6 separate regions of the Mus musculus genome follow, and regions 2, 3, 4, 5 and 6 are each linked to region 1. A link is a loop called in an ENCODE intact Hi-C map of the cell type or tissue named here. Cell type or tissue: left cerebral cortex. All regions are shown on one strand. Region 1 overlaps Gm32658 (a long non-coding RNA gene). Region 2 has its middle 460 kb from the start of A430085M09Rik. Region 3 has its middle 16 kb from the start of Gm42304. Region 4 has its middle 26 kb from the start of Gm42304. Region 5 has its middle 430 kb from the start of Gm32658. Region 6 has its middle 7.0 kb from the start of Gm32658.

Region 1 (5,000 bases):
TGAGAGGAAATCATCTCCATGGAAACCCTGGAATACAATTGAAAAGGCATTGGATGATTTTGAATGAGGTAGTCACTGCACAACCCATGCCTGTTTTAAAGAGAGAAGAGCCTTAGGGGCAGAAGACCTGGGCTCTCTCAGCGTTAGTCCAGATGTTCAGACACAGAAGGCATCCACTACCCAGCTGCTAATCCTAGTCTGCAGCTGATTTCATGTTGCTCAGGAAGGGTGTCTTACATAGGGTTTTAACTTCTGTCTTTGTTGGTAGATTGTCACTGAACCCAGTGACATCTCACATATAGGTGACAGAGACCCTCACATCTGTTGCCATGGCTACCACCATACATTTCCCAGATTCTACTTGGCTTACCTCCCACTTTTACCTTCAAGCAGCTATGTTGCAACCCAAATAAAAGGCAGACCCCTCTACCTCTCTCTTTCTTTCCCGCTTGTCTTCCTTGTCACCTTTGCCCCCTCCCCCCACAATAATTCCCAAATGGAACTGTATTGGCCCAGTGTGGTTTGTCTGGACGTGAGCCCTAATTTGAACACAAAAGTATTAGTTAGAGTTTTACTGCTGTGAATGCACACTATGACCAAGGCAACTCTTACAAGGGCAACACTTAAATTGGGTCTAGGTTCATTACATTATAGTCAAGGCAGGAAGATGGCAGCATCCAGGCAGGCATGGTGCAGGAGGAGCTGAAAGTTCTACTTCTTCATCTGAAGGCTGCTAGCAGAATACTGACTTCAGGCAGCTAAAATGGGGGTCTTAAAGTCCATACCCATAGCGACACACCTACTCCAACAAGGCCATACCTCCTAATAGTGCCATTCTCTCTTCTCTGGTACCTTATCACACAAAACCACATAACAAGCCCCCACCACCTGGAAAACCTGTGCTGACAGAGGCCTTTAAGCTCAGTGAATGACTTGGGGACTGACCTCAGCAAAGACCTCTTGTTTTGACACTTGTAAACAATGCTCAAAGCTCCCTCTCTGCTCTAATGTTTCTCTAATCTTGATAAATTTTCAACAAGCCTTTTGAAAATTTTAAGCTTAATTCTGCTGAAATGAATCAGAGGAGAGCTGCCAAGAAAGAAGCCCTTACAAAAGAAAACATTTTTGGGTGGCTTATGTGGGATTATTTGCAAAGACTGTATAGATTCCTCTGGAAAGGACAGGATCAAAATTCTGCAGCAGCCTGGGGTGCTAAGCCCATTATGGCATTCTTTGTGCTACTATTAGCATAACAGAGTCAATCAATGCGCTTTGGTCAATAACCCTCTGGACTATTAAGAGGGGAAAATGTTAGTTTCAAAATGAAATATCATGAACTAGATAAGGTGCTCATTATATTTCGAGGAGCAATTTGCATATTAGCACTGGGGATAGATAGGGTTTTTAAAACCCTCTTCACTCTTCTCGTCAACTTAATTATAAAGGACATAATCATTGCCTCTTTTCTGTAAATCACATTTAGTAATTTCACGTTTTTCCCCTCATCACTTTCTACCAAAGGACAGAGATAAATAATAAAAAAAAAAAATTAAAGTCAGCAAAGGATATTCCCAATTAAAAAAAAAATGTCAGTTTTTCAGAGATACACAAGGCAATGAGGACAATGTCTTACAAAACTCAGTAAAATCTTAAAGATCATTAATAAACTAAAAGTCTCAGAAAAAATAGATCTTCTTAGAACTAGGTTCAAGGCCAGCAAGCAAAAATCCAGTACAAATAAAGTCACAGGAAAGAAAACAAATTCACAACTGCCCTTTCTCTCACAAGTAATCTGTTCACAGGAAGAGGAAGGGGGCTGGGCAAAGCAGCCCCAATTGCTGCTCTTGTAATCAGAGTCTAATTTTATGCCATTATCCGTTTGAAGGTTTAAGTGGAATAAAGAGACACTGATCTGGGAATGCAAGAATGAAGCAGAACAAGCGAGATTGTAAGAGGAAAAACTCAGGTGTCCCTGAGGCTCCACAGATAATTCATTTGCACACAGTTTTCTGTGATGATGGATAAACGTAATTCTTAGTTTCTTATGGTGCCCCGCCCCTCAAGAGTATAAAACAGAACGATGAAATCCGGACTAAGATTGATTTTTAAAATTAAAGCGATTTTTAAACGAATTGAATTTCTACATGATTAGACACAGGTGGTTGTGGGCTTTCCTCAATCATTCCTACAATAATCAATATTCACCAACAATACTTTCCAGTGAATGTTTGTGTGTATGAAAGGGGGCGAGGCCTCTTAAAGAACAGATGAAAGTTTTCTATTAGATTTTACATGAAAGAACACATATGTGACCTTTAATCTTTTGAGCAAAATCTTCCTGAAAAGTGGCTAAAATTTTAAACAGGACCGATCAAAGCAAAATTTAAAATGTACGAGCGCCATCTGGTGTCAGCAATAAAAATACCCTGAAGGCGTCAGACCAATGTCCCTTTGAGATCTCAGCACAGTGCAGCAAGGGATTATGGTAGAATGAGGTCGACGTTCTTGAAATAGAATCCCCTCCATGGCTCAGACGAATATGTGACTATTTACCGTTTGCACTGGGGTTCAGTGAACCTACCATGGAGGCTGGCTGAGACAGTGAGCTTACCATGTCATTTGCTCTTGAGTACTTCTCACCCTAAACCTGTGTGCTTCAACTCAGGGATTCACATGAGTGCCTCAGTTTTCCTACTCTCTCTAAGTGAACCTTCTTGAATCAGGAAAAGCACTCCTCTGCTTTTAGAAGCAATGTCTGTACAAAAATACAGCAGAAGCAGATGGGGAGCACATTTTTAAAGAAGAAACTTGAGGCTTATAATGCTAATGTGCCAAGATGAAATTAGCAATATATTATAAAGAGCTATCTAAGCAGTGGTAGTTAAGTGAAATTTGTGCACTCGTCTATTAATAGAGCCTGAAAAACACTGCATTGCATCTCCTGATCAGCAACCGCCTTTCCCAACAACTACTGGGCAAGTCAGTGGCTCAGCCTAGCCCTAGGATATTTTGCTACCTAGGTTGCTGATCGTTACGAAGACCAGTAAAGAAGTCCAGCAATGACATCACTGTAGGTCAAAAGGTTTCAAACTTGAGGTCTAGCCAAGTTGTTTTAATGACTCCTAAAACAGCATTACATTTATTTCTGGAAGAAAGGCTCAATGCAACATTTCAGCCATACTCCTTCTGTTCAGGCAGATAAATAAAATGCAGCATACAATGTAGCCATAAAAAAAATAGGGAAAGCAAATAACCCTTTACTGTTCAATAGAATGATTTTGTGTAGAAAATGCTGTGTCTCTTTAGTTTTTTTTTAAATTAGGCTTTTATTGAAAAACCATAAACATTCAAACAGTAAAAACTTTTGTCTTTGTAATAGCATCTTTTAAGCATATAACAGGTAACTGATATCATCGCTTTCAAATAAAATTGTTCACAAGATTTCAGTCAGCTGTTGGCATCTAATTTTCAAGCAATGGTGAGAAATTACATGCTCTTTCCTCCTTTGTCCCCAAGCAATTATCCCTACCAGAGGAACAAGACAAAAGATTCTGAGGCACCAGGCACTTAGCTTTATTGAATCCCAGGAGAGAACCAAGTGTGGCAGAGGAAGGGACTGACTGGAACCAGATGTCTTAACACCTTAACAACACAGTTTTCTGTAGCAATGGCTGGCTTGGTACAGAAGGAGCAGGGATTCAGGTGGAATGTGCTGTAATAAAATCCTTTATTCAGAAACATTCAGGAGAATGGCACTATTCACACCAACTCATGAATTTTCCAGAGTTGCTCTTGGCTGATGTTCCTCTTGCCTTACAAGAAAATGAGAACCAAATTTGTTCTGAAACATACAAACGATTGTTAGACACAGTGTACTGAATGTCTACCATGTAATAAGAACATTTAAGGGATGGAACAGATATAGCCTAAAATAAAAACCTATGTAAGTTAAGGCAGTGATACACAAAAGCACCAGTAGTATCTTCTCAGAATCCATGAATTTACAAAGTGCAATGTAAGTTTTAACCTTTGAAACACTCATTTATTCCTTAATTAAAACCATTTTGTTTGTTTTAATTGTTTTTTATTTCTTTTTCCTCAACCATCGTGATCTCTATACTGAACAGAAAACATTTAATGTCTTGGAAAGTTTCTAGACCACAGAAATGTGTTGTGGCAGCATCCATTTTCAATCATGTCACAAAATTGCAAACTTTTCTATCTCTTCTCAAATACGTATTGATTCTGCAAAGTTACAGATATGCACCTTTAAAGATGTTTTGGTTAGCATTTCTCCTAACTTCTGTGAGTTGTGTCTCTTCAGAGAGCTTTTGCCTTAGCAGCAACTGGACATTCCCATTTTTTCTTTGACATCTGATATTAAGTCTAGACATCTAAATCTTAGATGCACATTAAAGATGATCCTTTGAAGGGTTACCGAGCTATATTAACAAAGGAACAACTGGATGAAAAATTATAATATACTACATCTTTAGATGACAAGAATAATAATTATGGAACTTGTCAAGGAAGATCTGTTGCAAAGATTTGCAGAACAATAACACAGAAGGGTAAATATATCGGTTTGCTATTTAGTTTCAACATCCAATACCAAGAATAACAATCAACAACTAACTAGCCAAATAACTAGTCACAGGACTTTGAATTCTATACACTGCATAGGAAGAATGAACATTTATAAGCATGACTCAATTAAATTGGTAATACATCTATGTTTTAAATTACATTATATCCTTTGACTGTGGAGAATGCCAATATTCACAGTGATCAAGAGAGATGTGTGATACAACTGACAGATTCAGGTTTCTTTGTACAATGAACTCTATCAAAAATAGTTTCAAACATGAACTCCCCTGTGAGTATGAATCATGGTTGTACCTGAGTTATATGCAACCAGAGATGGGGGTGGGGGCAGAAGGTATTATTTTCTTTTAGAAACTTTAACACTGAACACACACACACACACACACACACACACA
Region 2 (5,000 bases), 1.5 Mb before region 1:
ACATACTCTCCAATACATATATAACAGAGGGCTGCCTCATCTGGCCTTAGTAGAAGGGGATGTTCCTGTGGAGTCTTGATGCCCCAGAGAACAAGAATGCCAAAGAGGTAAGGTGTTAAGGGTGGGTGGATGGGTGGGAGGGGCGCTTTCCTATAGGAGGAGGAGAGGGAGGATGTGGTGGAAGAAGGACCAAGAAGGGGGACAACACTTGAAATGTAAATCAGTATTTTTTAAAGGGGTGCTGTTAGTGGAAACTAAGTAGAGATTGATGCCATCAGCACTGCCTCTAGCACTTCTCCAATCCAATACAATGTTGTATCTCAAAACATACAGCCAAAAATATCCTCTACAATGGGTTATTCATACTTTCTTAAAACTAAATTAACTTTATGTTTTAATGTAATTCTCTGATCCTAAAGATATCACAGATTAAATCTGCTTAACCTTGGTGAGATGGCTCAGACAGAAGTCATCTGCTGACAAGGCTTTTGGCCTGAGTTTAATCCCTAGAAAAATGGTGGAAAGAAAGTATTGACTTTGTCCTCTGATCTTAACAGATATTCTGTGGCATACATGTGCACGCAATGGCACACACAAACACACACATACACACACACAGAGAGACACACAGAAAGACACAGGCACAGACACACACAGACACACACACATGGTGGGGAGAGAGAAAACGTGGAGAGAGAGAATGAATAAAGAGTAATACAAATTGATAAAGAAAACAATAGTGTTTCAGTTTTGCAAATGCTCATATTAATATATTAATTCTGGAAATAATGTGATGTTTAAAAGATTTAGGTTGGTATCTTTGAATTAAGAATATATGTCTAAATATAACAGCATCTTCAAGTCAAGTGCTACAGAAATATCTCCCTCACTAGCAGAGGGTGGCAACTGCCTCTTTTATGTAAATGGGTTAAAACCAGAATATTTTAGAAGCAAATTATTTAGCATTCCCTTTTATACATGTAAGTATAAATGCCAATAATTGTATACTTGTACCATGCCTTATTTTATTCTGTTAAAAGCAGAAAATTATTTTGAAGGAAAATCAGGTACTGGTAGTTGGAAGGAGGAACAATCATTTTCCCAGTTCCTTTTGTCTGCCAGTAGGGTTGTCAAAATTAGACCTGTGCACAGCATAGAAATCAGAGCAACTCTGCCTCTGTCTACCAGGATAGGTTCTCTTCAGCAAATGCAATAGACACAGACACTCTTTTATGTCAAGGCAGTGTATTCAGTTGCTGTGTAACAAACAGATGACCTTTTCTCATAACGTATTTTGAATTATTATGAAGCTGTCTTACAACTTAGGATAGCCATGTTTCTTCTGTTGTATAGTTTACTGTTCTGTTGTGTTTTCAAAAGGATCACCTGGGACAATTAGCAGCGAATTAAAGGGAGGCAATCTACATACATCTGAAGTCACAGTTGGTATGGAGGTTGGTATGGGATAAATATATCTCATGTTGTATAATTATTATTCTGATGTATGAAGGAAAATCTGCAACAAATTCTTTGCAATTTCCCAGTACCCACTTTTGAAATGCTGTTCTATTCCTGGGGAACATTTGTAGAAAGGGCAAAGGAGAAATTTTGCTACATTTCAAGCAAATATAATTCTTACCAAGAAGGAATTTAAATAGCCTGGCATGTTTATTGTCAGAAGTTTTTCCCTCTTTATTGGTCTTTGCAAAAAGCCACAGCATCATATTTTAGCCACCTTACAGATTTTATCCATTAAGAAACCTCAGAAACAATAAGTTATCTTGTTTCTTTTTTCTTTTTTTAACTTTCCTCCAAAAACATAATTCTGAATTGGTACTTTGGAAAATTAGCATACATTGTCATATGGCAATTATAAATACATTATAATAATTTCTGTGCAATGGCATTCTTATAGAGGCCTGTTGCTAATGTCACAAGACTTTGGTCTTGGAAGATTGGCAGCTCCCTCTACTGTTTCTCTGAGTATGGTGCGGGGAACCTCAGACTCACCCTTTGTACAATTTCCTTTCCTGTGATGCTGGACGTTCACAGCTTGTCAATTAATGGCCTTCAAGCTGGCAAGCTTTCAAACACAAGCTGACTTTCAGCAGTTGGATGGCACCTTTAGGACACCTGCTTCAACAAGCCATCTACTGCAAACGAAAGTTTGATGCTGCTTTTAAAGCAGAGCCTGTGAATCACACCCCTTCTCTGAAGCTTTCTATTTCTGTACATATCCGTCTGGTCTGTTTACAACAGATGCAGGCTCTGAAAAGCAGTCCTGCTTGGCGGTAAAAATATGTGTCTTCTTATTTCTTTTATATTCTTACAGAAACATTTATTTATTTATTTTATGGAGCTCAGGTTGGTGGATAGCTTGCTCTTCTTGACCTCATTCACATAGTATGTGCAAACCAATATTTTTTTTTTCATTTCTGTCTCATGAGATTCATTTCTCATTATACAGTCTACATTTCTTTCTAATTATACTTAACTTCTGTGACGCTAAAGGAAGAAAAAAGAAGAAATAGGTTCTATTCTTCCTTCAAATAGAAATTTCCAGAAACCAGGCTGCATTTGTAATATTTTTTTCTTATACTACAAGGGTCATCTAAATAGCTAAGAATAAAGGTATTTATTATGCTACAGTGTCTCAGTTATTTCAGATTATGTGGCAAGGAAAAAATTAACATACTTCATCTGCTAAAACATGTAGAACTGTAGCCACTTTCTACTTTGCCTGAAATGAATTTCAAGAAGAGCATAGATGATGACATTAAATTAGTCTAAACATATAAGACAATAGGAAAGAAAACTTGACTGGATCACTTTGTTCTTGAAAGTATTGCCAATTGTTTAAAATTAACAATGTCATTTTGACATACAGGGTTTTTTATTTTACCATTGTTGGGTTGCGTGGGTTTCATTTTCTTCTTTTTCTTTTGTCCAGGTAAGTGTTGCAGTGTAGTACAAGCTAACTTCAAATTCACAGCCATATCCGGTGTAGCAGCCAAGTCCTGATATTGTAAGCATACAGCACTGGAATTTACCTTATGTTGGTTAACTAGACTCAACCCACCATGGATACCACTCTTCAAATAGACTATACCAGTATCACTTTTTTTCTTTTTTGCATAAAACATATCTCAGATGCAAAAAGTAACAAAAGACAAAGTAAAAAATTTTCTGAAAAATGATCCTTTTTTGCATATAAATAATTGTTCTAGAGAACTGCAATATGATTGTTTATGTCATCTAGAAAAAGCATTTTCTCCCAGGGAAATAGGATGCTCTGTAGAGATGATTCACTGACAAATATACAGAGAATTTCACTTCTTCCTTTGTTCTTATTAAGATATTATAAGAAAATGCTAGGGTAAACTAATACAATACTACCCTATATTTGAAGGATAAAATAATTTTGTTATGATTGTGACACAGAGAGTAGTATTCCATGGCTTTGATTTCATCAAAGTAAGGCAGAGGCAAGCAGATCTCTAAGAACACAAGGCAAGCCTAATCTATATACTGAGTTCCTGGTCAGATAGAGGTGCATAGTGAGAACCTGTCTCAAAAAAGAGATAGGAACAAACAAACAAACAAACAAACAGACAGGACTTATAAATTATGGAACTTGAGCACATAACAATGAAATAAAGAATAACCTTGATATTTTACCTTATATTATTTGGTTTATTGACTGTTTTAAACTCATTGAAAGTTATGAACATAAACTATTTCTTGATGTGTTTTGAAATAAAAATTTGGTCTATGTATAATTATATTGACTAATAACATTTAAAATATCTTAATTTGAATTTACAGAGAAATTTCATTTAGTTCTTAGTGAAATACTATAAGAAGATTATTTTTATGAATCAATTTATTTATGGGCTCATTCAAATATGTGAAGAACCATTTTTAAAATTATATGTCCCAGAACAGAGGAATACCAGGGCCACGAAGTAGGAGTGGGTGGGTTGGAGAGCAGGGCAGGGGAAGGGTATAGGGGACTTTCAGAGAGGAAACTAGGAAAGGGGATAGCATTTGAAATGTAAAGGAAGAAAATATCTAATAAATATTGACCCGAAGCTTGTCTCCTAATATGTATGCCATTTCCTGTCCACCTCCTTCTTCAATATTATTCACTGAGGCACAGAGACACTTAGTGTAACAGCTACAGTGTTGAGAGCCATGCAATGCTTCACCATCATCTATCAAGCTCCTAGCTTACAAGGTTAAGATCCAATAAATCCACATTTTAACTGTGAATTCTTAGTAGTAGAGCTGGGACATAATAGAAATGAAAGTGTATTTCCTACCTAAATTCTGACTCTATGACCAGACAGTATGATCATCAGAAACTGTTGAAACAGCTGCTCTTCAAGCATGCAGACCTGAGATTTAGTTAAAATAAAATTTCAGTGTGAGACATCATTGATTTAGATAATGATCTTAAAAAATTCTCACATTTGTTATGTTTGAGAAATAGCTGCTTACATGACTTTTTGTGTAAATCTTTGAAAAAAATCTTTACAGGAAAATATAGCATTATAGAAGTAGTACTTATTCATTTGCAGAGAGATTATGTTTTGGCATCACTCAATATGAAAAATTAATTGCATATTTATTACTAAACATGGCAGAGGAATTTGAAACACATAAATGACTTGTAGATGTTCAGGTATTCCAGTTTATTAATATGGAGAGGATAGACTTTATCAGTAGTTTAAATCAAAGTAGTTTTTATTTTGCAGATGTTTCAAAAGTAATTAGTTGACTTTTCTAAAAAGCAATGAAAACATTTTGTGCTTGCATAAATATTATTTTCATGAGGCATTATCATTTTCAGAAAAGCATTGTCATGTGACCTAAATACTCTGGCATACTTAGAGATTACAGTTTTATACATTCCCATCAATTATTGTTCCCAGTTCTGTTTTACAGAATGCATTGCACAGAAGGTCTTGATTACTAATACTTTTCTGTCTGTGCTGTGG
Region 3 (5,000 bases), 240 kb after region 1:
GCTACTTCAAAGGGGGTGGAGAGCATATTTAGAAAGAGATTCTCCAGAAGAAATGAAATGCCAATAGTTCACTAGCTGTTACTAAAACATGTGTTTTGTTCAAAGCAGGAACAGCTACTGTGAATGGAAGGAAAGATCAAGAAGCCTGCTTTTTCAAATTCAGAGAGTGCTTTGAGACAGTGAACCAGAGAAAGCACTGAGTAGAGTTCAGAGAGCCCTGCACTTCAAGCAAAAACTCTCCTTATGTAGATCTTATGTACATATGCTGTCTGCGATGTTAAGTTTTAGTGGAAATGTCCTGCAACTAAATTTAAAAAAAAAAGAGAGGATCCACGGATCTTGAAAAATCACAGAAGGCCCACATATGAATGTAGAAATCAGAAATAAGAGAAAAGAAGTGGGGAGGGGGGATAACAAAGAAACAGTGAGTCCCAAACTACAGGGGATTAACAACATTGCATCAAGTTCTTCCTCCCAGGTCTTTACGTCCTCTGTTCTTAGTCCAAATCACCTAGCAAGTACTGTTTCTCTGTCAAGCCCAAAATATTTGCTTACAAAATCATTTTATTACAGAGTTTTACTGAAAAGAGTAAGCATTCCTGTTCATTAGTCCTCCCTCTCTGGTAAAGTGCTTATCGTGATTGAAGAAAGGGCCTTCAACCAGACAATGAACCTAATAAAAGAGCATGGTTTGTGCATGGATGAGACTTGTATTCAAATCCCATCTCAGCTGTTCTTTCTAGATAAGTGCTTCTTCTTATTTTGTTAGTTATTGACTCTACAACATGTTAATTTTCTCTCTTATGGAAGGAATCACCTGCCTTGTTGCATAACAGTGAAGACCACGTGACTAAGAAGATAAAGGTCTCAGCAGTGCATACCATGGATAAATCAGTGAATGACTGTGTTGTTAACAAGGGGCAGAAGGATTGGAGGAGAGAGAACATGTAAACCAATGGCTCTTTTAAAACTGAAGTTGGCCATTGTCACAACTTACACTTGTAACTATGCGACTGCTTCCTAAAATGGTAGATAAGACTGAATGTCCTTTCTACTGTCCCTTGCTAATTTAGATTTGAGGACCTCCACACACTCAAAGGCACTCATTGTCAATTCTTCTTCTTCCCCAGTCCTCACATTGCTATCTCTTCCTGTGTTCCCGTAGGGAGAGTGGAAATTGTAAAGCTGTCACAGACTCTTCTCTCTGGCCCTCTGCCTTTTCCTTTCTGAAGACCATCAAAATCTATTAATCGTGTATCAAATTTATTTTCCCAATTTAACTTTATCTCTTCACATTGGTTCATCTTTTTGTGCTTGAATTTCTGAAATATTGCATCTCTTCTCTTGGGTTCAGAATATCTCTAACCTACCCATTGATCAATTATGTTTATTCATTCACTCTGACAAGATTAATTGGGCAAGATTCCAGGGGAGCCTCTAGAGCTAGAAAATCAATAAAGAATCCTCTCTAGCTGCTGATGCATTTCTTTATTTCACCATATGTAGTATTTAGAAAAGCAAACCATGCCAACCATGAGAACCCCCAGTCTCTGCATCACATACAAACTACGGCTTAGCAAGTCCATTCATCCCAGGGGAGTATTAACAATCTCTTCGTCTCTGTACTTTCCAGGGAATGAGCTTTTCCCAGCATCCCAAACTCTTCTGGATTGTTCCTCCACCTGTGTTGAGGGAATTGCTCCGTTTTAATGATGATCTTAATTCCTTCCTTGTGGAAAAGAAGTCAGTCAACAAGCATGTACCTGCAGTATCTACCTCCTAGTTTGACCCAACACTAATCAAATTCTCTGAACTTTATTTTCTGACTCTTTGGCTTAAGGCCGGTTATCAGCAGAATAATTCTCTGCATATTCTACAGAGTGTGTTCTTTTTAATCTTCCCCATGCCTTTGCTGACACTGTTCGTATTCACATTAATAGAACCACATGAGAACTGGAAAATGTAGTACCTAAACTGGATACTTAGAAAACAATTAGTAGAGTATTGCTTGTTATTGCTTTTTGTATTTATCTATTTCTGACACATTTTACAGTATCTATTATTCACTGTACTTTAGAAGACATGTAGTGAAGCAGGTCTATGCCCTAGTCCTGATTCTGTTTTCTAGACAAACACAGTTAGAAAGATATTCAACATGGAATTTCACACACACTCCTGGCTTTGCACTAGGTTCTCTTCTATAATTGTAGACTGGACACTTGCCCTTTTATAAATTGACAATAATATCAAACAGCAATCCATTGTGCTAAACATAGTGAATCCTGATTTTAAGATAGGAACAGAAGCACTGTCAAATCTACAACAATGTAAAAGCCTTGATCTTACAGTTATTCAATGGTTTTTGACACAGCCTAATTTCTTAAAGTGAGCAAAGTTGAACTCTCCCCAATATGTAGCATATTCCAACATTGAATTCATTTGTTCACTCAATAAGCATCTCTTACATAAACACTACATGTTTTACAATACTGCAACTCATACCAGAGTACATAGAGTTAAATAAAAATTCTTTGTCCCTACAGTACTCCTGAAATAGAAAAAAATAAGAAGAGAAAGTTTAGAAATAGCATAAGATAGCAACTTCTATAAAAAGAAATATATATAGCACACTGTGTAGTCAGAAGCTAAGTTTATAAAATTGAGTTGGACAGGCACATCCAGGAGAAAAATATTCCAGGCCGGATAAGAGCAAGTGTCCACTCTGCAATTACAGAAGACAGCATAAGTATGTAAAAAAGCTGAAGGCAAGGTGTGTAGGAACTTCTACATGGAATATCTTTTGAACTCTATGTGTCCAGAACAACGAAAATGCACTGAAATCATCATGTTCCTTCTGCAAAGCAGTAGATATTGTGAAGCATGATAGGAATAGATAAATATAAACTAGAACTCATAAAATAATATATACTTATGTATGTCTTGAGATTTAATTTGCTCTTTAAGAATTTCTTGGACACTGTAAATCATTAAATTTGTGATACAAAAGTGATAAAGAAAAGATTAAAAGATAAAGAGTTCAAGATTAGATTATACTCCTTGTGAGCCATGGCTTTTTATCTCATTTTCAGGCAATTCATTAATGATTTTAAAAGAGAAATGACCTGAAGCACATCATACTAGAACACAGAAAAATAGTTTATTAAATACTTGCATATATATTTCTATACTAATATTTACATGCATATTTGAACATAATCAAATACAATCATTTATTACAAACATTAAAATGTTAGAGTGATGTTGTAGAGGAGTTGCCATCTCTATAGTTCAATTTGGAAACAGCTTTATAATAGCAAGCAACATTAGCCACAATCCCTCTGTTTATGAACTTAAGTGCTGTTTAGCCTTACTTTGTTTAACAGTGATAAACACAGGGCAACAGACAAATGCTTCTTATCCCTGGGCTGATCAGTAAAAACAGAGAGTTCAATAGTGGGAAGATGTGGATGCCAGAGTCACTTACGTCTCAGCTCAGTTCAATAGCTGGTCTCAGTAACTATGGGTAAAGTGAAAAGTGATGCCCTCATTTCCTCCCACAATCTCAGCTAACTTTTCACTCATCTACCAAGTTCAACAAATTCATCTCCTTTAAAGTTTTGGTGGTTTCAAGGAGCAACTCTAAGCATTTCTCCCACCCTTCATTCTTGATACTCTCAAAATTGACTCTCAAGTTGATAAAATAATCTACTTTAACCTAGCGACTCACTCAAAAAATTATCTACATCGTGATTGAATTTTATTCTTTTAGTCAGACAGCATACTGAATGCATCAGGGTTTTGCTAGCAATGTGTTTGAAATGGACTCTAAATATAACTACCTCTCATACCTTCCAGCATTGCCACATGAGCCCAACATCCCATCAAAACCTGAACAACTAACCATATTGCTATCATCATAGTAATGTGCATTTGACTCTTCTCATGACAATTGAAGCTAACATTTAAAATTAAAACCAGATTTCACTTGGCTGACCAAAACCATCTCAATTTCATTTCACCTCAATCAGAGGAAATATAATTTTTCCAAATATTCTGTGTCCCAAACCTTGGCAAACTCCCAACAGAATAGCCCTCAGATCACCTCCTTCCTCCAACATGAACACCTTTATCACTATCAGTGAACTCTGCCAAGCACAAAGTGATAGTAGGTCTTTTACACCCATTATGTCCTCAGTCTCTCCTCGGATCTCCAGGAGACTCACGGATGCTCACTTGGGCTACTAGACTCATCATCTCCCAAAAGCTCTCTCTTCAGCTCTTCCCTCAACCAGATTGTTGACATTTCCTTGTGCCTAGCATTGCACATGTATGTATCTATGAGAACTATGTCTTCAGTATGGGTACTAATTTTCCTAAAAGCAGAATGCATCTCTTGTTTAATGGACTGGTATTCTTAGTTTTAACTCACATATAGTATGCACTCAGCTTGTTCCTACCCATTCTACATCCATCTGGTTGCTGGGTTCACTGTACCTAACGCATTCTTTTCTTCCACAACTCATGGTAAATTTGTTTTTCATTTATGTAACTATTACCGGATTCTTTTAAATTTAGGATTGGAGAACTAAATATGTCCTGTGCATCCCTTTATAATTAGAGTTGACCCCAAGATCCATTATAAAATAAATTCACAATAGTGTTGAATGTTGTATGTATGTAGCGATAGACTGCCTAGCAAGCACAAGAACGTGGCCCAGCACTCACACAGTACTGCATCAGCAAACAAACTCACAAATATTGTTGAATTCAAAATAAATGGGAGTCATTATACTAATAACTGGTATTTTTGTTTTATGAAATTAGAAACTTCTTAACTACTGCATACCTAAGGAAAATAAAAGGCCAGTTATTAAGAAAATATAGGTATGAAAAATGAGCCATTTGTCGATGTTATTTTAATTTTAGAAAATAAAATTGGCTTAATTTAGATTTATCATCAACAGGTAGTCACTCGGAGATTTAAAAAAAAAATGCCTCCA
Region 4 (5,000 bases), 250 kb after region 1:
GAAGGTCCTGAGTTCAAATCCCAGCAACCGCATGGTGTCTCACAACCATCTATAATGAGATCTCATGCCCTCTATTTTTCTTTCTTATTAGTTCTGAGAGGGGCAATATTTCTAAAAAGACTAACCTAGTCCTCCAGCATTGCTTGTCATTTCATAAATTCTAATGCTCAGGCACACTTCAAGTAAAGACAAACCATCCTACATAATGAAAAGAGGATAGAAAGAAAGCTCAGCATCAGACCATGTGCTCAGCAGATAAATGCAAGGTCTCTGAGTGCTGGCTCTTGCTATCGGAAGAAAACCAGATAAACATCAACAACAAAAAGAAGTCCTTGGATGGCTTTGTAGCAACGATGCAGTGACAGACATCAGCATCTCTTAGTGTTGACATAGAATGTCAACTTGAACCACAAAAATAAACACAAAATAGCTCATTTTGTAGTTGTTTGCCTGATTTCACTTTTTTTTTTTTCGTTCCTGATATAATTAGAAAAACTGTAATTGGAAAAAAAAAGAATCTTGAAAGCCTTATAGAACACACAGAGATTAATTAAGCACTGATTTCCACCTGCCAAGGGGCAGTCTCAGCTTGGAGAGGGGTTCTGGGAGAAGGGGTTACCTGGGAGCAGTGAAAAGAAATGGCTCAAAGTCAAATCGTAGGTATAAGCCAGTGGCCTATGCTCTACACAAGACAGTTTTCTATCTACTGTCTTTGTGTTCTGTTTTCTCTGTAGATCTCCAGACTGCTTTCTCTATGTTCTGCTTGTGGCAGGTCTCCAAGCAGATCTTTCTTTCTATTCTAAAATAAAAGTCTCTGGGTGCCTCATCGCTTACATATCATAAGCCCAGTCTTGTATTTTAAATATCAATCCAGTCATTTGCTCCAGCTTCCCCTTTGATTGTGCTATGCATCCGCATGCCCTGATCCCAGCCTCTTCATTCTGAGGAGAAAGAAAGCACATGCTTAGACAATGTGATACTTGGGTGGGGCACTGCCCTGGAATCACCTTTCCAACCATGCTTGGACCTAAATTCACTCTGACCCAGGCTGACCTTAAACTGAGGAATCTGCCTGTATTTGTATATTGCTGTCTTTGTATCTTTCTGACAAGCTGGCTCATAGTGTAGCTGCCTCTGTTCCTTTAAATCTGCAAAGCCTCTCGTGTAATTCATATTTCAACCTTATATTTTGCATAGTTGAGAAGTTATATATTTTTGAATTCATGTTTTTAGAGTTCTTTTCCACAGCCTTAAGGGCTGACCTGAATGTCCTAGTGTTTACCATTTTTACTGAGACATTAGCCATGCCTTTGCCTACCAGACTTGTACAGTCTCTGATTATCAAGTAATCATTAATGCTAATAGAAAAGACATTCCTTGGAGGAGAAACATAAAACTATGGACAGTAAATATATAAACATGCCCTGTGCCCACAAAAGCTAATGACACTGGAGGCCCATGCCCTGTTGGCCCTTTTCCAGTGGCAGGAACCATGGCTGCCCATATCAAATCCAAGCTAGTCCCATCACCCACCTTATTTTTTTCCTCTGCCCATCATCATTGCCAGTGACACTTGGAAGTAAGTTTCTCAGGGATTAGAGATCATTAATGAGACGTACCTTAGTCAATATGATCATTACTGATTTTGCAGCAGATCCAGGTCTTGTTTCTAGCACCCACATCAGGTGGCTCACCAAGTCTGTAACTCTAGGAATCAGCGGTCCTCTAGCCCAGTGGTTCTCAACCTTCCTAATTCTGAGACCCTTGAATACAGCCCTCATGCTGTGCTGACCTCCAACCACAAAATTATTTTGTTGCTACTTCTTGACTGTAATTTTGCTACTATTATGAATCACGGTGTAAATATCTGGGTTTTCTGATGGTCTTAGGTTTCTCCTGTGAAAGGGTTGGTTGACCTCCAAAGAGGTTTTGACCTACAGATTGATAACCACTTCTGTAGTCTCTGTGGGAATCTACATACACCTGAACATACATGGGACACGTGAACTCTTGTGGCCTACACATAAGTAATAAATAGTACATAATACTATTGTTAAATAAGTCTACAAACCTTACTTAGGTGACATGACCAGATGGTCCTACTTTTATTCTTTGCATGCTCAGAACTGTGTTCAAGACTTTAAACCAGCACTTGTGGTATCTTTACAGATTCCAAGCACAAAGCTATGAATTTTTTACTTTTAAATGTGTGTTTTTAGAGTTCCTAAAAGTTAGATCTCATAAATCTGCTAGTTTCAAAAAAATCTGCAGCTTTCTGCATAGTGGCCCTTGTATTTCAATTTAAACCAAATGGGAGCAAACTTATTACTTCTATTCTGAAAGGTCATTTTTCATCAAGATTGTATTAGAAAATAAATCATTTAAAGCCATCCTTCTGATAGTCCCTTGCATGAATGTCTTAACGTGCAATCAGAGGGCTGCTGTAATTTGTTAATCCAAAATGGTCTGACACTGCCACCTTCTGGTCAATGGTTGATATTCTGCTGAAGCCAGTCTTTTGCTGACATGAATGACATAATTAGAACAACCTGCATAGGACTGCCATCAATCTCAAAAAGAGGTTTGAAAGTCCAGCAGAGGCAAACTGCTAGCGTTGTGCATACACCCACATGGATGCATGTGTAAAATACATAATCGTAATGACAGGTTACAGTGCAGCTCTTTAAGCACTATTTTTTTTAACGACAAGCTCTTTTACAGACCTAGCTGGTCTTGAACATATTGTGTAATTAAAGATGATTGTGAACTGCTATATGACTAAGGATGACCTCGAGCTAATGATTCTCCTTCCACCTAGGAGAATACTAGGATAATGGGCATGTGTCAGAATGCCCAGTATGTGTAGTAGATCAAAGTCAGGGCTTGTCACATACTAGGCAAGTACTCTAGCAACAGTACACATCCAGCGTTGCTTTTTGTTTGCTTTGTTTGTTGTTTTGTTTAGGATGGTTGGTTGGTTGTGTTTTTTTTTCTCATTGTGTTGTTTTGTTGAAGCAGTCTTGGATGGCGCCAGCTGGCCTACAATTCTGTGTGCCTGAGTCTGTCCTTGAGCTCTCCCTTTGGCTGACTCAGTCCCCTAAGTGTGGGGACTTTAAGATGGACCCATAATTCTCAAAGAAATCGGGCAACTTCCTATTAAGGTCAAGCAAGCTCTGGATGTTTAGACTGGGGTGTTCTTGATGGACTCTATAAACTGCAAGTGGATAGAGGATGTGTTTTTTAAGTTGGGTGTTATCTTGCTTCAGTAAATTACATCTTGTCTTGGTTTCTTATGTGGAGCCTGCTTTGATTCTGGTCAAATTAACTCCTTACTGAAAGCAGATGTTAAACCCAGGGTAAATGTATAAATGTCCTCAAAATGTCATCAGCTATCTTCACTTGCAAATACTTGATAGGGAAATTTGACTTGTGAAAATATTTTTAGAATCACTGTCAATTTTTACAATTATCGAAGGTAAACCAAATTAGTTCAATAGTAACTGCAATTCATCATAGGCAATGGGTCTTCTTTTTGGAGCAACCTCTTGACATAATTAAAGAACAAAATCCAGATACCAAGTGTACTGGCTGGTTTTGCAAGTCAACTTGCCACAAGCTAGAGTCATTAAAAGGAAAATGCCTCCATGAGATCCAATGGTCAGATATTGTCTCTCATTGGTGATCAAAGGGCCAGGCCATGGAGGGTGGTACCATCCGTGGGCTGATGGCCCTGGGTTCTATAAGAAAGCAGACTGTGTAAGCCATGAGGAACAAGCCAGCAAGTAGCACCCTTCCATGGTCACTGAATCAGCTCCTGCCTCTGGGTTCCAGCTCTGCTTGAATTCCTGACCTGACTTTCTCCAATGAAGGACTATGATTGGAAGTGTAAGCAGAATAAACCCTTTCCTCCTTAACTTGCTTTTTTGGTCATGGTGGGTTTGTCACAGCAATAGAACCCCTAATCAAGACACCAAGTAAATGTGAGTGTTCACTGGGTTCCAGAAGAATGCCTTGTGGCAGTTTCTCTGAGAAAACCTTATCTTTTTGGATCAGAACTATTCTGCTTTCTCGTCTCCCACAGAATGTGGGTCTCCAAGCAAAGGGCAGCAGGGTTAAATATTAGAATGTATAAATTAGCTCTAGAAAAGAAACTGACACTGTCTCTACAGTGTTGAGTAATTAAGCAGGCCTAGTGTGCCTTCTGGAATTACAGAACTTAAGTGAAGATTAATGAGGCCTGAAAATGTCAGGCCCCAAGGTCTCCAAACACGGTAAGGCGTCTCCACTTTCTCCACGTTGAACAGCTGCCCATTTCCAAGGCAAACAAATTGTCCTCGTTCTTCCTTAGATTCAGGAACAGCTCAGTAGATGTATGGCAAACAATGTTGCTTTTAACAAAATATCTTTCACCATCATTTGATTTCCCTTCCATGGCCTCTGACCTGGATTGCAGCATGTACAGAAGAAGTAGCCATGTCGGCTCGGCTCTGAGTCTGAATCCTAAACTCCTTCCTACACTGGACAACAAAAGGTAAAGATCTTATACGCAATCACACTTAGCAGGGCACAGCAAGCAAAATAGGAAATAAAATGAAGCTTCATCCCCCTCCCACCCCCATTGCTAGGACCAAGAAGAGTAAGAGTGAGAGAGACTTTCCGCTGCTGGGGGCTGGGGAGCTTTCCACTAAATTTTTTGCAGAAAACAATGAGCTCTCCAAGAAAAGGTTTCTTCAGGTTGATTCTAGCTTCATAGTGGTGTCTAATGCCAAACAGCCTAAAGAGGCATGGAACTGGTTTGATCTTAATTTTAGGTAGCTAGCAGGACATTGCAACCCCAATTTAAACTTTTTCTTGACATCAGCAATGGGCACTTTTAGAAACTGAAATGACAGCAGGCCTCCTTAAATGCATTTAACTTAGTATGCTTTCAGGTTCTGATTATAGCTAAGGTGTTGGATTACCTGCGTTCATTTGCTGTGCTTGAGCAACAAGGCCCAATC
Region 5 (5,000 bases), 320 kb before region 1:
ATTCTAAATAGATGAACCATTTTAATATTTTGTAGATACTCTAAGTATAAATTTCTGCCGGAACTAGCGATGTTCTTTCTGACCATAAGTTTTCCTCCTAATAGATTCCTGTATATATAGCTTCTCCATTTTCTTTACCTATTTATTGATGTAACTTGATTAAAGAAATTCTCATTTACCATTACAAAGTAAAATAAATAATACATTGAGTTTTCTTTTGTCTTTGAAATGATTTATCCTTAATTTTTCTCATCTTTACTTGAGAAATAAGTAGTCTATACATGTAAGCTTATAATAGATATTGTAAAATTAGTATGTATTATGACATTACAACCATAAATGAAGTTATTATTATATCTAGCACTTCACAGAATTATAAGTCTTTGTATTTTCACTATATATGTGTGAAAGGGAGTATGTACCTCTTTGTGTGTATGTGCAGGAATATACATGCTATTATGTACATATGAACATGTGAGTACTCTTGAAGTAATTTTTTACCACATTAAGGGTTTCAGGGATCAAATCCAGGTTGTCCATACAGAAGCACCTCTAGTGAGCCATCTCTCTAGACAATTACCTCCTTGTCAAAGGAACACTCATGATCTATTTTGTTAAAGTTCAAGTACACTGCATAGACTGTTAATTTCAGTCAAGAGGCTATGATTTAGAACTTCAGAATTAAAAGTGGAAGAAATGACTCTCGCTGGCTTTTGGTCATAGTGTCCATATTTTGGTTGTCACCCACATGTGTCCTTTCTAACTATGATTAGAATATACTACACTATTTGTTTCTTTTCTTTCTTTTTATGGATATTATTCATCACCTGGCAAATGATATGACAGTAGGACCACTTACATCTTAAAATCTTAGTACTAACTCCCATCATTTAAATTGTACCCAGTGCTTCAATGTAACCCTACTGTTAGCATGATTGAATTGAAGTTAGTGGAAAATGGTTGGAAAAGAGATGATATGGATGTGAGTATGTGTCTACAACATAAAAACGTAGGTTACTTCATATATATATATAGCACATCACATGTTTCTATTATGTAGAACACAAAAGAACCTAATATTTGAAAAGAAATATGGTTTTTATGTCTATAAAGTTTAGATATAAGTATTTTTAGGCACCAAATTGTAAATTGGTGACTAGAAATAACTGTCCTAGAGTCCTAGATGAGACATTTTCATAATGGTGGAGCCTGGGCTTCTATTCAAATTATATATATATATATATATATATATATATATATATATATATATATATGTGTGTGTGTGTGTGTGTGTGTGTGTGTGTATACATATGTATCCATGTGTATGGACAATGAGGGCATTGCTATTTTCTCTAGGCATAGCATAACAATGGTCAACGTGGAACAGTGTTATGCTAACCTACAGAAGAATTTTGCCCTAAAATCATAGCAATGAATTAAACAAAACTGCACACCAATTGCTAGAACTATGAGCATAGTAATGAAAGCATTGTCATTACATAACAGAAGAGGAGATACTTCTTTTCAATTCCTCTCATCCATTCTCACTTGCCCCTTATCCAGACATTGTGGGCATGTGTGAGTTTGGAGGGCATTGAATATTGATTGCGGGGATGGCAGTGGTTTTATCTTTGTGAGTCATGACAAATGCTGTGGAAATACCTTTGGAGGATGAACCTGATTTTCAGCCAGTAATGCCCTTCATATCTTTACAAAATGGACTTGAATGGAAGTATTTCCTTGGTCTGTTAACAGGTTGCTAACTGTTATGAAAAAGATGTCTGTTCACATATCCTCAGGAATAATAATGCAACAATAAATTTAAGGATCATCACTATTTTTCTGAAGAAAATAATTATACTGAGAGAAGACAGTTTAGGTTGGAATATAAATAAAATAAGCAGTGAAAATTAAATAGGAAAATAAAAGGAATGCTTAAATTTTAGTGCAGAATAAAAGCAAGAATAAAGGAATGAATGTATAAGTGAAGAGGAAATAAGAAACTTAGAGATGGAATAAATCCAGTCATATAACTTAATATGAAAGTCGTTAAACAAAATGGCAGCATTTGGCTGACTTTTAGGAGCCCTTATAGCATATCTGATACACCATTTTCACAAGACATGTGCTTCTGAGTTCACATATTTAATGTCACATATGGAAATAGCTCTTTTGCTTTCTATTTATTATTCTCAGAATCCTCCACATTAAAAAGGTACAGTTAAGGAAATCAAATAGAGCAGATTATAGTATGGTGAAAAAAAAAAAAAACAGATACAAAATCTAATGGCATCAAATTTAGAACTACATATTCAGGTCCCTAAGTAAAAGCCTATTTTCATGTGAAGGCCAAAATAATACTTAACAAGCAAGGGACATTTTTAGGAATCCAGAAGTAAAAAAACAGTCAACACTATGGCCACTAAAGGTCATTAGCATCACAGGAGGGCTTCTCAGACCATTCTGCTGGCAATAAAAGAGACTAGGTAGGTATGACTTAAAACCACATAGCAGGACACTGGGCGAGAGAAACCAAAACAAACAAGTGGCAAAGAATACCAAAAATAATTATCATAGTTTGACTGTGATACCTGTGTATCTAGAAGCAGAAAATGAAGGAGATCCATCATATGCATACAATTAGACGCATTCCAGGAGCACAAAAGACTTGATCTATTTGTGTGTGCCTGCACTGCCAAGCAATTAGTGGAACCTAAAAGCAATTTTCTTAGAGCTGGGCTTTCACTCAAATGAAGCAAGGTTTGGCAGTTGAAGCTGCATTCACTCTGTTGCTAGGAAAACAAGAAGCAAAAGTGTGAAAGTTCTTTCCAAGGTTCCCTCCCTTCTGTTTCCTTTGCAAGCAGTCCTGTCCTGCTAATTCTGATGTCACAATTGCTTGGTCTTTATTGTCTTTGCCTTCAGATGAAAACAGGCTTTTACTTAGGGACCCGGATATGTATTTCTAAATTTGGTGCCTTTAGATTTTTTTTATCTGTTTATTTGTCACCATCTTCTAATCTTGCTCTGTTTGATTTCCTTAATTGTTCCTTTTTAATGTGAAGGATTCTGGGAATGATAAAGAGAAAGCAAAATGTGATGGGTAAAATATTGCAATACTCCTGCCAAGGGTTTTGTGCCAGGACACATATTAAAAGTGGCTCACTATCTGCCATATTCCCTGAAGACCAGTGTAACTTACCATTTCTGAAGATTTCTGTTGAAAATGTAGACTTGGATATTCTTTAAAATGTCTCTTATTATAGAGGTATTGTTCAGACTCATCTCATGGAAGGTAAATTGTCTTTGTATTGACACTGGTATGTAATAATACATAGGCATTAAATGATTCATACTGCTTACTGCAGTAAGTTTTAGACAGCAAAGTATATAGTAGAAGAACAGAGTGATGGCTCATCAGGAAGAAAAACTTGACAGTAAGGTTCATGGCCTGAGTTCTATTGCCAGAGTACACATGGTAGACAGAGAGAACCAACTCGTCTAAGTTGTTCCCTGACCATCACACTCATGCATATCGAAATACACACACCCAGACATAGACACAGACACACAGACACACACAAACACACACACCAAAGAGATAGTGGGTAATGAAAACATAAAATAAATATAAATGTGCTTTTTTTTGTAGGGGAAGGTTGAGATAAGGTTTTTCTGTGTATCCCTGGTTGTCCTAGAACTCGTTCTACAGATCAGGCTAGCTTTAAACTCAGCCACCTAGCTCCCTCTGCCTCCAGAGTGTTAAGATTAAAGGCAAGTAGCACCACTGCCTGGCTATAATTATTTTTTGAAACAATATATAAGGACTGTATTTAATAATAAAGTAGGTTTTCATGAAGAGCCTAAATTCACCATTTATAATAGTTGGTCTGTATATCCTTCAATAGTTTAATTCAACAGTGTCCTCATTAGTGTAAAAATAATATATGCTACACAGTACTATATTACTATTCTTAAAGTAAGCATATAGCATAAAGTATGTACCTTAAAATTCATTTGTATTGCTCAATATTTTTCATGCTCATCATTCCAAGAATATAAAAATCAACACTTACATTTCAGTCTAATTTCCTGTTTCTTAAAGTTTTTAAAAATTGTTTTGATATGCAAGGGCATAGAAGACTCTATTAAATGAGAAAATCTATGAAGCATCATTTTTTTTTTTTGCAAAGATATGAAGGTCATGGTTTTTCTATTAACAGGCATTCAGAGGAAAGAGCTTAAATCTGCTGAAAAACGGAAAGAGCTCCACTGATTTCCCCTCTGCTTTGAGTTCAGAGGCAGGCAGGCCGGTAATGCAGAAGCATGAACACCACAGGGCTGGTTTGGCAGGCGAGCCGTTGCTATTTCTGAACCATATATGTTTCTTTCTGTTTTTCACATGCCAGAGGCTCTGCTCATTGCCAACCTTTCTCCTTTGTCAAGCTCTGTAGGAAACTGCTGTAGCCCATGCTCAAAGGCAGCCAATAAGAGGGCGCGATGCTGCCACTGCCTTCACATCTCTACTGGAGAAAAAGGAAAATAGCTGCAGGATGTCAGGCCAGCCTTAAAATGTTATGTGATGTTATTGCAAAGAGTCAGAATTCAGCCTCTAAAATATCGTCCTTGATATGGTAACTGTAAGAGAAAGCAGTGTGTCATTGAAGAAAGATAGTAGTCCATTCTTGTTTTTGAAATCCTTTTATACATTTCCTGAAAGGTAATGTCATGAGATCTTTTGGCAGGGATTTTTTTTTCTATGTGTAATTTCCTACCAACCGTCCTTTCCTAAGAAAGAAGAGCAGATGGGTTTCTATTAAAAAAAAAATTAGTCTGAGACGTATCTATTTTTACTGTTCTGCTTAGGAAAGCTTGAAAGCAACAGAAACTCCAGGAAATCATTAGCGCATTTCTGTGAAGAATGTTAGTGTTCATGAGCCAAACCTCATGAAGGCATTATGCGGAAGCGTCAGGGTTCTCTACTTCTACTCTTTTCTCCCATA
Region 6 (5,000 bases), 120 kb after region 1:
AATTTCCCGGACTTATCGTCAGTAACTTGTATTCATATTAGACGATATTCTCACAATGTCTGTCCCTAATGATGTGGAGAATTGGCATCCTTTTATAATAAATTATTTATAAATGGTCACTTCTAAGAATGAAAAATAATGAATCTTTGTTTACATGTTAGTTTCTAATGTGTGATGAGTATACTCAGATTTTCTTTACTCTAACTAAACAAAGCTATGGAATTACACTTTGCACAGTGAAATGTGGTAATGATCATTCCATAAAGTACTGCTCTTGATGCTAGAAATATTTAGATTTATCCAAGAACACAATTCTTCTACAGATGTTTCTCCATCTCTCTCTCTCTCTCTCTCTCTCTCTCTCTCTCTCTCTCTCTCTCTCACACACACACACACACACACACACACACACGTATTTCCAAATATATAAACACACTTTGCTCAGTCCATATAACGTTACTTTTCTATATATGATTCCATGACTGGCAACTTTGTATTTGTACAGTGGGGAGGGAGAGAGAGGGAGGGAGAGGGACGGAGGGAGGGAGAGAGAGAGAGAGAGAGAGAGAGAGAGAGAGAGAGTTGAGATCAACAGCTCTTTATTTTTTTCTTTCAACTATGTTTCATCATCTTTAGTTACAAAGCCAATACGTTATCTTCTCAAATTTTGAGATTCTCTTTTTTCAAAAATATTAACAGGCTCTATGGTTGCATTCATTCATCATCTGCAGATAATCTTTTCTCTATTTTCCATTTAAATTTTGGCTTCAATTCTTTCCTCTTTCTTTAGTTATAAGTTCAATTATTTACCTCAAAAATATTACTGTAACTCCATGTAATAACTAGTTAGACACTTATTTGAAGTATACTATATAATACTGTGCTTATAAACATGCTTAACAATATAAATCATTATGGGCTCACACCTCACCCCTTTCAGTGGGTACTTAGTTATTTTTAAAGAGATAGAAATTGTATCTAAAATTATCCATTTCAAAATTAAGCCAATTCTGTTCTCCTCAGACATGTTTGGACAAGAGTTATCACAGAGAAAACTAATTTTAGTGTTTGTACTTCAACCCCAGGGAGAACTGCAATTGATGCAATCTAACTTGATCCTGCAAATCTTTTTTCCAAAACCCAAATAAGTGGTTGATTCTGCTATTCCCATTCTGTCATTCATAATTTCCAAGGGGTTCTTAATCACCTGGGCTCCAAAAAATGTCACAGTTTAAATATTACAGCAGTGTGTACAGATTTAGCCTTGACCTACATTCAGGTTTTCCCAAAAAATCAGAAAATAAGGCACATTGCTGAGAAAAACAATAACTTTAAAATGCTCTAATTAGACTCAGGAGAACATACAGTCATAAAGTGAACCAGAAGAACAGACCAGAAAGAAAAGTATGTAATTTATCTAGTAAAAAATGCCTTAAAAGGGATTAGAAAGAAAAATCTTTCAAAGCAGATATCTCATAAAACCAGTGCCATATGCTTTTTGTCAAAACTAGATTTACAATGTCACTCCTCCATAACTCAGGCCAGCAATGCTTGTAGAAGAGATTATTCAGACTTCTCCATAATGATTTTCTTTGCACTATTTTTAAGTTCACACTTCCTAAGTTAAGAAAAAAATGAGTTGGTATGAAGCTGTCTTTTGGGTGGGTCAGTGAATAGTTTCTGATGCAAGAACTATCCCATAGATTGCAATGAGAAATCCCAACCTCTTTAGATAGTGAAGATAGGAAGCATTTTTAAACTTGTTACAGTTAAGTTTTTAAAACAAAGTACAACTTAGCTTCCTCAGTTAATTTAATATCACGTTGTTTAAATCATGTCTTATTTTAGAGGGTCAGAAGTGCGAGACAATACTCTGAAAGAGATGCCATCAATAGAAAAATGCTGTGTACAACAGACAGCATTAATCTAACTGGATCTCTGCCTATGGTAGAAATCTATGGCTAAATAGTCTAGCCACTTGCCATTATACAGTTTGGCCTTATACTATTCAAGATATATTGATAAAATATATTTTTGAAATATCCATTTCAAATGTTTGATTTTATTGTTATAATTTTGACTATTTTATTCCTTTCTACTGGTCTGACTTACCATGCCTTCTTTTTTCAGGAGCATATCATAAGCTTAGATTTTTCCCTTGCATTGCACACATACTGTTTCATAAAGTACTCAAGTCTAAAAAAACTAATTTATATTGCAGCTTCCACTTTTTGATATGTATTTTACTCAACGGTTATATAGACAATCCTCAGGATTGATAGCAGCGGTGCTTAATTTGCTGAGTGAAACAGTGAAATTGAAACAGTGCTGATAGCTTGCTCATTCCTAGGCAATGTCTCTTATGGTGAGATACTCTAGATTTCATTCTGATGGCTTTATGTTGCATTGACTCCAAAGAAGGCCATGCCTGTGAATTTTTGACAGTTTGAGAAAGAGATTAAAATGTCTCTATAGCCAGGCGTGGTGGCTCATGCCTTTAATCCCAGCACTTGGGAGGCAGAGGCAGAGGCAGGTGGATTTCTGAGTTCGAGGCCAGACTGGTCTACAAAGTGAGTTCCAGGACAGCCATGGCTATACAGAGAAACCCTGTCTCGAAAAACTAAACCAAACCAAACCAAACCAAACCAAAAAAAAAAAAAGTCTCCATATTCCTAGGATTTAACCTCATTTTTTATGGTCCCACTTAGGCATAATTTTTAATATATCATTAGGAAGATTAACTAATTTTAGAATGTAATATGTAAAATTTAGAAAAATTTGTAGGTTTTATTTTGGATATATTTAATATATTAAAGTGTGTTATTCCACATAGTCATGAATGGCATTGATAGTCTTTTTTATAAAATTTGGAATCATGACAACTGTGTTAATGATTTTAAACTAACTGATTTATAGATACCTTAAAACAGTGATCACATATTCTCTTTCACTTGTCTCTGAGATCACTGAACCATGCTCCGAGATACGATGTTAATCAGTTATGATTCATGAGTCTCTCACATTTCTTAAAGCATGAGCGTGCCATCAACTCCAGTAGAAGACATCCAAGCCAAGCTGTCACGATTTCCTTCTATCCCCATCCTTTTGAAGTCTACCACACAGAAATCCCAAAATGAAACTTTCTAACTTCAATTTAATACAGCAAAGAAAAAAATTGAGACATTTTAATGAGGCTTCCAATATTGATAGAAGGTATTTTGTACAAATATGTCCATAACATTTTGAAACACTTTACAAGCCACAGAACAGCACCTGCTTATTGGCCTAACATAGAGATAAATGTCTGTATAATGACTGAATAAACAGATGAAAATTTCATATTTAATAATTTTCAAGCATTAGTTAATAAACGTACAGGAAGACAACCTTCAGTGGCATACATTACAAGTCCCAAATTAGGTATTCATACTAGTACTCAGTCAATATCAATTACCAGAAAAAACTTATGACATTTTTAAGATTCAAAATTGACACATTGTCCATTTGTAGGAGATATAAGCATCTAATTACTGTTTATAGGTATAGCTGTATACTTATTAAATAACAATTCAAAAAAATTTTAAAACCATTGGTAAGGAACTACTATTCTAACTGCAAAAAAGCTGAGCATATTACTGTGACCAGGTGACCAAATCCCTTCTCCTGGGATGATTGCCACATATCCTCCTCACAGTCTAGCAGCAGGAGGTGTTATTCTCAGCACTGCAGGGGTGTGCAGGAACTGGTCTGGGATTTAATTCTGAATGCACTTTTTTTAGACAGTACCCATGCTCACTTCCTTTGCTTTACCAAGCTAACTGCTTAAAAATTACCCCATCAGTTCAACAGCAGATTATGAACCAGCTAGTATGTGGCTCATGCTTATAATTCCAACATTTTAGAGGTAAAGGGGGGATAATTGCTAGTTTGAGACCAGCCTGAATTGCATCATTTTATACTGTTTGAGAACTCCAAGAGCTGAGGATGTGTTTTGATGAGAGAGTCCATATCTGTTGTGCATAAGGCATCAATCATCTCACTCCATCACAAAAGAAGTACTCACCAAGATCTGGCAGATACTGCTAGCATGTTCAATTCTGAATAGAGGACAGACTTAATGGAGGTAGATTAACAGAGAGAAGAAGATGTACTCTTCTTGTTATTATTCATGTTTCTGAGATAATTCTACTCCTAGGAGCCAAACACAATTTTTATATAGGATCTCATTAGATATACCTGGCTAGCTTAGAACTCACTGTATAGGCCTTAAGCTCACAGACAATAAAGTAAAACCCAATTTATTATGTGAAGTGACACTCAATTTAATCATACCAATAGTTTTGCCACAGAATTTTCATTTTCTCTAAATTCTGTAGATTATAGTTTTAATGTAGAAAATAAGAGTGTTACTAATTTTAAAGTACAGTATTTTACAGATCAATAAGCACCAACATTTAAAGTGTATAAATAGAATTAGATAGGTAATTACCCATGAAATATTAGCTACAGAATAAAATTATTAAATGCATATGTATATATATATATACATATATGTACACATATGTCTACACACAAAATAAAAACAACAGAAGAAAAACTGAGAAATGACAAATATGTGATCATTTTCATCATACTGACTAAAACCACAGCATATCAAACATCATTATTGTCATCATCCTAATCCTTGCTTAGTCACCAGTTCTCATTTTTGATTCCTCTCTTTAATTATTTAAAAACACGATGAGGAGTAATCATATGCTATTGAACAATAATAACTTCAACACACAATACCTGTATAATACTTGTATATACTTGTGCCTTGTGTATAAGCAAAGCTTTCTGAGCACCACTGTCAAAGAGGAAAAGAAAATGCCTGCAAAATAGGTTGTTTGTTTTGGAATGTCTGAGCACCCGCATGCTGCTCTGACATCTGACTGCAGAGGCTCCCAAAAGCCTGAAATATAGGATATCTCCCTATATACAAAGTCAATCAATCTAGA

The links. Peaks named below come from ENCODE experiments on the same cell type or tissue, not always from the same donor. Only the 100,000 strongest peaks of a DNase experiment are listed, where the experiment ranks them.
Region 2: it touches region 1 in a loop (7-fold over the local background); 2 of 42 quality-filtered maps call a loop at or near these places.
Region 3: it touches region 1 in a loop (4-fold over the local background); 8 of 42 quality-filtered maps call a loop at or near these places.
Region 4: it touches region 1 in a loop (8-fold over the local background); 8 of 42 quality-filtered maps call a loop at or near these places.
Region 5: a loop joins it to region 1, with 4 times the contacts of the local background. A loop is called at or near these places in 3 of 42 quality-filtered maps.
Region 6: it touches region 1 in a loop (12-fold over the local background); 3 of 42 quality-filtered maps call a loop at or near these places.

What each region holds. Positions count from the first base shown.
Region 1 is chr4:80,515,136-80,520,135 of GRCm38, forward strand. Gm32658 (a long non-coding RNA gene) reads right to left here. Exons shown (of 3, transcript XR_390670.3): 2 at 1-27. Among named protein-coding and RNA genes, the nearest start is that of Gm32658, 110 kb to the right of the region's middle. In left cerebral cortex, a CTCF peak has its summit at 2,413 (motif pointing left); DNase peaks (open chromatin) are centred at 27, 1,028, 2,480, 2,730 and 1 more place; H3K27ac peaks cover 2,127 bases.
Region 2 is chr4:79,050,832-79,055,831 of GRCm38, forward strand. No RefSeq gene overlaps it. Among named protein-coding and RNA genes, the nearest start is that of A430085M09Rik, 460 kb to the left of the region's middle. In left cerebral cortex, CTCF peaks have their summits at 1,124 and 1,996 (motif pointing left); DNase peaks (open chromatin) are centred at 26, 570, 950, 1,155 and 2 more places; H3K27ac peaks cover 3,105 bases.
Region 3 is chr4:80,753,636-80,758,635 of GRCm38, forward strand. No RefSeq gene overlaps it. Among named protein-coding and RNA genes, the nearest start is that of Gm42304, 16 kb to the left of the region's middle. In left cerebral cortex, no CTCF peak of the experiment used is centred here; a DNase peak (open chromatin) is centred at 2,707; H3K27ac peaks cover 1,014 bases.
Region 4 is chr4:80,763,455-80,768,454 of GRCm38, forward strand. No RefSeq gene overlaps it. Among named protein-coding and RNA genes, the nearest start is that of Gm42304, 26 kb to the left of the region's middle. In left cerebral cortex, a CTCF peak has its summit at 2,492 (motif pointing left); DNase peaks (open chromatin) are centred at 806 and 2,475; H3K27ac peaks cover 2,091 bases.
Region 5 is chr4:80,199,697-80,204,696 of GRCm38, forward strand. No RefSeq gene overlaps it. Among named protein-coding and RNA genes, the nearest start is that of Gm32658, 430 kb to the right of the region's middle. In left cerebral cortex, no CTCF peak of the experiment used is centred here; DNase peaks (open chromatin) are centred at 2,754, 4,468 and 4,868; H3K27ac peaks cover 691 bases.
Region 6 is chr4:80,634,856-80,639,855 of GRCm38, forward strand. No RefSeq gene overlaps it. Among named protein-coding and RNA genes, the nearest start is that of Gm32658, 7.0 kb to the left of the region's middle. In left cerebral cortex, no CTCF peak of the experiment used is centred here; DNase peaks (open chromatin) are centred at 1,575, 3,045 and 3,724; H3K27ac peaks cover 1,832 bases.